2 separate regions of the Homo sapiens genome follow, and region 1 is linked to region 2. The links are chromatin contacts, found by Hi-C or POLR2A ChIA-PET in ENCODE. All regions are on one chromosome and are shown on one strand. Each heading gives the region's core, a stretch centred on a gene start or an enhancer-like site at or near the end of the contact. The rest is flanking DNA. Distances are from core to core; before and after follow the strand shown. Region 1 overlaps MYO5B (myosin VB). Region 2 overlaps CTIF (cap binding complex dependent translation initiation factor).

Region 1 (4,571 bases), core at 396-2,895, 1.2 Mb before region 2:
CTAGGAAAGCCTCATAGCTCAAGAGGGCTCTAAAGCCAGGCTCCACCTTCCCGAATTGTTCTGAGGTGGCCCTTTGGAGTGTGCCTGGAGCCTGACACCACTGTGTGCTTCCAAGGCTCAGATGAAGTTCCATGTTCTCTCTGTCCATGCCAGTACTCCCACACTATGTGGCAGTCCAGGTCTCACTAACGCAGGCCTCTATAGCAACTGTTTCAGTACTGAGTGAGTGGTTAAGTTAAATATTAAAAGCTAAAAAAGTCAGTGCCCTCATACAAAGGCTGGAATGTAACAAGAGCCCACCAAGAGTCTTGCCTAGGCCCTTCCTGGGCCTTAAAGCATGACAAAATAAGGAATGAATTCTTAACAGGACCCGTTTAAGATTAAACAAGTTTTATTGTGGGTCTGAAGAAACTCCCCAGGCCTCTAGAAACAAGTTTATTGGGGGGCCTGAAGGAACTCCCCAAACCTCCGTGATTTAGCAGGAGACAAGATAAGGGTAATCACCCCAGCACCCGGACCCATTTAGATTAAGTAAATTTACTGAGGCTCCAGAGGAAAGTCTTCAAGACTCAGATCTTAGTTATAGATTAGAAGTTAATCACTTATGTCTTTGGATGAATGCACACTTACATGTAGACATACAGCTTAGAAGGTATATAAGCTCTGAAAAACTTTGTAATTTTGAGTTGGGCTGGCGATAATTTCCAGGCCTTCTCCCTGTAACTGGTTGCAGAAAGTAAAAACTCTTTTCCTCCCCAGCTCATCTGCATCTTGTTATTGGGCCACGAGAATAAGCAGCCCGACCCTCAGTTTGGTTTGGGAACACTATGGCCTCATTGTCTTTTAAAAGCCTACAACACATACAATTTCTATTCCTTGGGGAGGCTCTCATGTACTAGTTTCCTGTCATCTGCCCAGTAGCTCTTCTGGGCAGGGACTGTGACTTGCTCATCTTTACAGCCTTCATAGTTTGGGACAGTTGGCTGTTAGGTTGGGAGAGGATCGCCATACAGTGGATGTTTTCCTGTCCTGCATTGGAGTTTCAGGCCTGAAGACGAGCTGGGAATTGGAGCATTTGGCAAACTGAGTGGATTTAGGTCCTCAAGAAGAATAACTGACCTTCGCCTTGGGGTGTGAACAGTGCCTGGGATTGTGTTCTGTCTAAAAAAACTAGTCCTGGGTGGGGGCATCTAGGCACAGAGAAGCACCTGAGCGGAATGCAGGCCCCACCATTCCAAGGTACAGCCAGCATCCCGAGGTTGTTCAGTAAAGAGATCAGAAGGGTTGGCCTCTCTGACAGACCCAGGGTGGCCTTGTGAGATTTTATAGGCTTCAAGATGGAAAGGGACCTTGAAAGGATGTCTGGATCATTTCTCTGACCTCAATGCATGATGGCCCTGCTTTTAAAGGCTTCTCCAGGGAGAATTTCTCCATGTTATATTTTCTGTGTGACTTCTAATAATCATTCCCTGGAAGCTATCGTCTGTATCTAATCTGTAGTCCATCTTTTCAGTCTACCAAAGGCAGAATGCTGGAGAGTGAGCTTTATAAATTGGAAAGACCAGGCTGAGCTAGGAGATTTTAGTTCCTTTGACCTGTGCCAGGGGAACGTAGAGTTTCCCAATCTTCAAAGCATCTCACTGCCTCTCTGTTCTCTCTCCAGGTCATGGAGTGAGAGATTCAAGGAGGTTGATCATTAACTTAGTGACTAATTGACTTTTTATTGCAGTTTCACTTTCCAACGGACACTACCTTATTTGTAGAGGCATCTGTGTCCCTTACTACACTCTGAAGTTAAGGTAGAATGAGAAGGAAATTGTATACTTTTCGACTATGAAAATAGAAATGGAAACAGTGTGATCATTGTGCCATCGAGAGACCAGATGCCACATTTCAGCATCGATTCTTACTCTATGTTTTGACCTTCCTCCGGCCCAAGGATTCTGGTTTAAATATTTTCAACACTGATTTTACAAGAGAAATTCAGTTCTCTTTAGCATATAAATTTCTTTGTGACACTTTAATGTTGTGAACTATAAATTGATTCATTGTGTTTATTTTAAAAAGTCTTCTCTGTTGATGGGAGGAATTACTATAAATATAATTCCATTGTAAAGGAAAAGTTACCCAATCTCCCCAACTGTGGCTTTCTGAGGTCTGTCATTTTAGATGTTTCCCCAAGCTGCCCGAGCCCCTCATTCATTTCTGGGCCTCCGGCATTTAAGTAATTATGCTAGATGGCACAGGAATTGTTACCAGATAATATCTTAGAAATAGGAAAATTACAAGCTAATTTCAGTCCATCTCAAATTAATGAGAATGTTCTTTGTGGAGTGCTACCAGTGTAAACCTTTAGAAAATGACAAGTCTGAGATATTTAAATCCTCTGTGGAGCTTAGCACAGCTCTGCCAGCACACCCAATTGCTATTATCTGGCCAATTGCTGGGGTGGCTCTTTTATCTCCCACCTAGGTTTTATTAATTCAATTTCCTCTGGGGCTTGGCTGCCATCAGCAGCTTCTCTCAGGGTGGAGGATCGGGGAAGGCAGTAAGGTTCTAAGGGACATAGCTCAGTCTTTAAGACTATCATCTGGGCTGGAAGGGCCCCAATTCAAGGCAGTGACTGGCAGACACAGTGCTTCTCCTGCTTGGTCTGGAGTGCACAGGGGTGGCCTCCTTCATCCCAGCATACACTTTACATCTTTGATCTTGTTTTTTCAACCTAGAATTATTTCTCACACGTGGGCATGGCCAAAGGCTGTGCTTTAATGTGGTTTGTCTCCAAGCAGTTGACTCATTTAATCTCTAAATGATTTCCTACTCCTCCTGATGGGGGAGGTGAGCACCAGGGTGGGAGAAGCCTGATGTATTCTGGGCACCGGCCCGGCCCCTTTGGGTATCTGATGCCTCTATCTGTGGTGTTCCCTCTGCACAGGTGCTATCTCTCCACCACCACCATCCTCAGCCCCCATCAGGGCCAGCTGCAACATTTCTCTCTGGGGTGGTACTGAGGGACTATGCTCTATTTGGAAGGGCTTGCATGACACTTTGTATGTATGACACTGAGAAAATTTAGTTGTACTGAAGAATGGAAAGGGTAGAGACATGGAGTGGGCTGAATGGAGCCTGTGTCCATCGCTATTACCTCGTTGGTATTACTGGCCCTTTCCCATTCACTATGAGCTCAAATACCTCCTTCTAGGACATCATCCTCCATATTCACAGCCCTTCCACCTCATCTGTTTTTCCTTTTTCATGAAACTTCTCCTCCTCTCTGAATTAAGACTGTGGTCTCAGAAATCAGACTGTCTGGGTTCACACACTGCCTCTGCCTACCGACTCTCTGGCCTTGGGCAGCACAGCTTATTCAGTCTCCCTGCCCATCAGTTTCTTCAGCCACAGGATGGGATTAATAATAAGGCCTAACTCTTGGCTGCTGGAGGCATTACTCAGAACTTGTGGAGCACTTGGGCTTAGTGTTCTGTGGGCTCTCATTAGTGGGGCCACTGCCGTCCATTTGGTGCATTGGGCAGTATAGAATGAGAAGAGGTGTGTGTGTGTGTGTGTGTGTGTGTGTGAAAAGAAGTGTGTTTGTATGAAAAGAAGTGTGTGTGAATGAGAAGAGATGGAAAATGTCCATCTCTTCTTCATAGGCTTCTGCCCTTCTCACCCCTCAGCCTGATGCTGCTGTGGAGCATATAAGGTGGGCTGCAAGCATTTGTAGCTAAAGCTGCCAATGTGTGTATAATGTTGCCGGCATGGTGAGTGTGACCACATCCATCCTGTTGCCTGGGTCTTATCTGCACATCCAGTTGGTCATTTGAGGCCCTCTCATCCACATCTTCCTTCATGCCCAGAACCTTTCTATTGGTTGGCCACCAGCAGTGTACGTCAGGCCCTGACTGGATCTTTCTGGCTTCCTACTGTAGTAAGAACTACCTTGCTCACCTTCGTGCCTCCAGGCTTGCACACTCTCCCCCGGCTCACAGTTGTTCTCCTGCCGGTCTCTAAGGTGCAGGTCAGGTTGTCAGTTCTTAACTTGACATCCTTCGGAATCTCTCTGCTGCTGCCTGGTAAATTCCAGACCCCTTGGCGTAGCCAGCATGGCCTGAGGGAGGACCCCTGCCTCTGCCCACTACGCTGCATATCATGACCCCCATCCTCCCCTCTAACGGTTCCACCTTCCCCTGCCCAAAGATTGGGCCATATTGCACACATTGGAGTTAAGCAATGAATGATAGTGTTGATATTCTAAGATACAAAGCGCTCAGGTAAGTCCATTTTTAAAGTTAAAATCCAACAAAATTGACCAAGCATCAGACAATTCACGAAGTACAATGACTAGTACAGTCAGACAGAAAAATGTTGAGCTGTAGTAATGATAAGTTAAAATTCAGACTTTTTATGTTCCAAGGAACCAAAGACTTTAAAAAGCTAACATTACACAGTTGACCAAAGAGCTGTGATACACTACCATTCCCAGACTCCCAGTAAAGAGGGGCAGGACCAGATGGGGAGAACACTGGAGGCTGACCCGAATGGAGCATGGGGAAATTTTCCAGGTGATGAAA
Region 2 (4,736 bases), core at 2,218-4,717:
CCAAGGGAGACCCTTGAGTTTCCCTGTGATGGTGAGAGGGTCTGTGTCCTGTTCCTATTACAGCCACACCTCTGTATTTCCCAGACTTAGGAATCTTATCTTCAAAGGCTGCCACTGTGCCTCTGGCTGTTCCCACTGCTCCCCTGACCTCCTCCAGCTCCATGAGCCCTTCTTAGTAACAAGGCCTCCGGGGGCAGGTATGTGGCCAGGCAGGGGAAAAATGCTTCAGGTGGTGTGGCCCTGGGATACAGGGAGATAGGAGGAACACAGTCACAGGATTCACTGCTGGCACTAAAAGGCCCTCAGTGGCTTCAGGCCACTTATTTACAGGTGAGGAAACCAAGGCTAGGGAGGAAGAGACAGCTTACCCAAAGCTCTCCTAGGAGTCAAGTGTCTGGAATTCTGGCCTGAAATGTTGGTGTCTGCCCCTCCTTGGGGCACCCCAATTGTGTTTTATGTGGGAAGTGCTCAGAATGAAGCTCTATACTCAAAGCTGGGACGCACTGGCCCCTGAGCATGTTTCCAGCTCAGGCTATTGCTGTTACTGATTCTTTCCTACCCCTCTTCTGGGAAAGAGACAAAAACCCCAAATTCAGGTTTCTTCTCCCCCCAGCCTAAAGGCTAGAGAGGGTCGGCCATCCAATTGTCCCCATGGGGATTATCACTGGGAGACTCTGAAAGGGGGGGTCCCAGCTCAAGGTCAGCAAAGCTGCTCTCCCTGAGCAGTGTTTTACAGGGAGAAGAAGTGCCTGGCCCCAGCCTCACCTCCCGCTGAGATCCTGCCCATGTCACCCCCAGGAGAGACAATCAGGACAGACACCAAACGCAGAGGACTGCCAGACCTCCAACCCTTGGCACTGTGGACACAGCCAGCAGACTTTCTCATGCCTTTCTGTGTGGCCAGTCCCCTCAGGGTGCTGGGGAACTGGGTGAGGAGCAGAAGAATTGGGCAGGAGTTGGCGCAGGGGCAGAGGGAATACTGTTTCTAGCTGGGAGCCATGAATCTGCACTGCAAACCACCCTTTGGAAGAGAAGCAGACTGCACAGGCAGACAGAGGCAGCCGTCTGGGAGATGGAATGCGTGATGAGGCTGACACACACCCTGCCTCTTCTTCCTTCTCAGGAGGGGGCAGACTCAACCATGAGAGGATACCCAGGAGGCCTGGAGCTGGGGCCCGTCACGGTCCCTGGTTGGAATGCCTGGTTTGGGGGCAATTGTATCCAAGGCCCTCAGAATGGAGGCGGCTGAGGCCTAGAGTTGGGCTGCACAGCCCTGAGTGTAAAGCAACCTGCAGGCAGATGATTGACTAAGGAAAGCTCCTGGTGCTTTTTCTCTTCTGAGATGTGAGTCTCCTCTCTCCATCCCTTCCTCCTTCTCTCCCTTCCTCCTGCCCTCCTTCCTTCCTTTCTCCCTATTTCCCTCCCTCTCTTTCTGTCTTTCTTTCTTCCTTCCCTTTCCCCGCCTCCCCTTCCCTTCTTTCTTTTCCTTTCATACTTAACATGTGAACCAATGTGGTCACAGCCATCCTGGGCTGGGCCCCTCCTTTGCCCTATCCCTCGCAAATAGTAAGGACTGCGGGTGGATGTCGGTCATCCTTCTGGGCCGGTGCCCCCCACACAGCTGCTCCCAGAGAGCCAGTGAAAGGCACTGCTGTTGTCCTGACCACAGCTCCGCCCCTGCCTCAATGGTCTGGAGGCTTCAAACAAACTCCCAGCCACAGGGCCCCTCCCAGGCTGCTGATGAACCATATGGATGGGCTGTGGGCTCCAGCAGGGCACAGGCTGAGTGGTGGGGTAGGGGAAGGGAGATTTACTGCCATGGTGGGGTGAGGAGCTCCAGAGGTCATCCGGGCCACCCCCTGCCCCATGCAGAAGGTGCTTCCAGAGTCAGTATTTGACTGGGGGTGGGTGGGGGGAAGGGTGGTAATGACCATGGTGGGAGAGGAGGAAGGACCCCTGGGCTGGGGTGAGGCCAAAGAGGGAAAACAGGTTCCTCCTTTCCCTTCGAAGTTCCAGGTGTGGACTCCATACCCCAGGGGTTCTGATCTAGCTAAGAACAGGCAAGGCCAAAGGGCAAACATTGACTTAAACTTATCACCTTGACTGATTCAGGCCCATGTTCCATCGAGTTTCTGCTCAGCAATGAACTGCACGTTCACAGTCGTAATCCTTAGAGTGCCTGGGATTTTCTTGTTTTCTATGTTCCAGGAACTGCTTTCAATCCTGATATGCACTGTCTCATTTAGTACTCCTAACAACTCTAACGTCACCCCATCATGCAGATGAAGAAACTGACATACAGAAAGATCACTCACTTTGCAAAGGCACACAGCTTATAAGTAGTGGAGCTGGGATTTGAACCTAGGCAGGAATGCGGCTCCTGAGTCCAGGCTCTTGACAGTGCCCACCGCTGGGCTTAGACACTAAGAGCATCTGCTGAGTGAGGCTCAGGTTCAAACTGACCCAGACAGCCTGGATCCCCAGGACTAGGGACCAATCGTGACTTGGGAGGGAGGCTGAAAAACAGGCCTGAGGCTTGCACCCCCTCCCAAACGCCAGGAACAGGCAGACTGCTCCGCCGGCACCTCCCCTGTCTCCCTGCAGTGCTCTCTGAGCTCCTTCAGCTGGCTGGTTGGATCACTCACTGATGCTGTGCGGGGTCTGTACAGGTATATCCAGCCCTGCAAAGGAGGAAGAATGATGGGCTTTGGGATGAGGGAGAACCTCAAGGATCTCGGATGAGTGATTCAAACTCTCCTAGCCTCAGCTTCCTTATTCATAAACCCTGGCGGGGTTGCTGTGAGGATGAACCTACGTAAGTCTCCAGCCAAATGGGTGGGGGCAGTGGTTCTCAGCTGTGGCTGCATGTTGGGCTCACTCGGGAAGCTTTAAACAATGTTGATGCGGGGGTCCTACCCATAAGATGGTGACACAATTTGCTTGGGGCATAGCCTGGGCATTGGCATTTTCCAAATCTCCCCAGGTGCAGCCAAGCAAGGTACCCCATAGAAATTTGGTAAATGGCAGCTGTTGATACTGTTTACCAAAGGCACGGAGGTCAGAGCTAGTTCATGGCAAAGCCAAGCTCACAGCCTGGTTTGGACTCCCAGGGAGTCTGTTAAGAATCCCCAGATCCCTTCCCCTGGGTTTGGTCTCTGGGGAGTCTCACTTTTGAAAGCCTTTTGCTTTCCTTGATGGTCTTGTGGCTGGGTCCAGCTCTTCCGCCCATTTCAGAGGAAACTGTGAACTGTCTTCAGGTAGGCAGGGGGCAGGTTTCTGTAGGATGCCTGACTGCAGGGGTGGAAATGCTCCCCAGCCTGAGATGTGAGGAGTTCCTCCAGCAGTGCAGGCCGCAGTGGTGGGAGCCTCATGACACATCAAGGCCATCTAGCCTATTTTGTGAAACGGCATCCCAAGTCAGGTTTCATTTCTGCAAATTATTTTTCTAATTTTGTAGCCACTTAGAGCAACCACAGCTGAGTTTCGGTTTGGAGCCTCTAAGAGTCAGAAACGTCAATAGACTGTGGTTCCTTCTGCCTTTCTGTGAGCTTTTCTTCATGAAAGAAAGAGAGGGAAGGAAGGAGGGAAAAGAGAGAGGAAGGAAGGAAGGAAAGAAAGAAGGAAGGAAGGACAAAAGAGAAGGAAGAAGGAAGATGGGATGGTAGGAAAAGAGAAAAGAAATTCACCCTAGTGCCTGTTTTTTCCAGAAACAAAGAACTAGAGGCAAAACTGGCCAGAGTGCAAAACTCCATGCTCACGCATGCAGCAAGGCTGAGGGCTGGGCTCTCCCGGGTTTGCTTCTCAGGAACTAGGGGGAAGATGTCTAATGTGGCCATTCCTGGGAGTGTGGATGACAGCGAGGGTTTCCTCCAGCATGTGTGAGAGGAGTTATTCACATGTACACGTGCATGAATGTGCATACATGTTTCTCTGCCCAGCGGTCCTCCTGCTTGTGGTGCTGATGCATGTTAACTGCTCTACAGGTAGTCCCCCCACCTCTCTCTCTGTCTCTCTCTTTTTGCTGACCACTCATGGATCATCCCCTGACCCTTAGGCCCCACTGCCACAGAGTTGAGGCTGCCCACACCTCTCCTGGCTCTCCCAGGAGGCTCCAATAGGACACCCCCAGTGGGGTGCTTTGCTCCTCCCAGGGTCCTTATCCTGCCCTCCTCCATCCTGCTGCAGAGAGAGAGCCAAAGATGCCAACCAGGAGACATCACCTCCATCCTTACAAACCTTTGGTGGTGCCCCAGAGACCAAAGGGTATGGTCCCTCCGACCAGGTAGGGCAAACAGTGCCCCTCCCAAGCTGGTTCTGGCCCACACTCTCTCCTCCCACCTCAGCCCCCAGTGCACACTATACTCGGGAACAACCCCTTCTTTTGCTGTACATGATTCTTGTCTGCTTCTTGCCTCTGCTCATGCTCCTGTATTCGCCTAGACAATGCCCTTCTGCACGTTTCTTTGTTTGGCACCCCCAGCCCAGGTGCTGGGACTCAGGCCTGTGTTCCTCTCTCTGTGAGACACCCTCATGTGAGTTCTCTCTCCTCTCGATGCTCGGGGCCGTCTGGGTGTGCCGCGATGACAGCACCTAGCATGCTGGTCTGGAGTTACTGGGTACTGTCTGCATTCCCCACCAGATTAGGAGATGCCCAATGGCAGGAGAGGGGACCTCCTTTTCCATTTTTCCACCATCTCGCTGCCTGGAACACAGCACATGCTCAGCTGATAAATGAA

The links. A loop is a pair of places that touch in the nucleus more often than their neighbours do. ChIA-PET counts read pairs that join two places held with the same protein, here RNA polymerase II (POLR2A). Pooled maps may share reads with other maps.
Region 1: a loop to region 2 is called in a pooled map, with 3 times the contacts of the local background. The contact joins two enhancer-like sites. A Hi-C loop is called at or near these places in 1 of 37 single-sample maps with no recorded cell type and 2 of 50 pooled maps. POLR2A ChIA-PET finds 5 or more read pairs at or near these places in 1 of 52 experiments (A673).

The regions. Positions count from the first base shown.
Region 1 is chr18:49,964,463-49,969,033 of GRCh38, reverse strand. The region is part of intron 10 of MYO5B (myosin VB); the gene reads left to right. Among named protein-coding and RNA genes, the nearest start is that of SNHG22, 150 kb to the right of the region's middle. Within about 2 kb of position 1,645, at least 2 of the 41 ENCODE cell types and tissues checked have a DNase peak (open chromatin) inside an H3K27ac peak, as active enhancers do.
Region 2 is chr18:48,784,027-48,788,762 of GRCh38, reverse strand. The region is part of intron 9 of CTIF (cap binding complex dependent translation initiation factor); the gene reads right to left. Among named protein-coding and RNA genes, the nearest start is that of CTIF-AS1, 55 kb to the left of the region's middle. RefSeq lists an enhancer at 3,261-3,460. Within about 2 kb of position 3,467, at least 11 of the 41 ENCODE cell types and tissues checked have a DNase peak (open chromatin) inside an H3K27ac peak, as active enhancers do.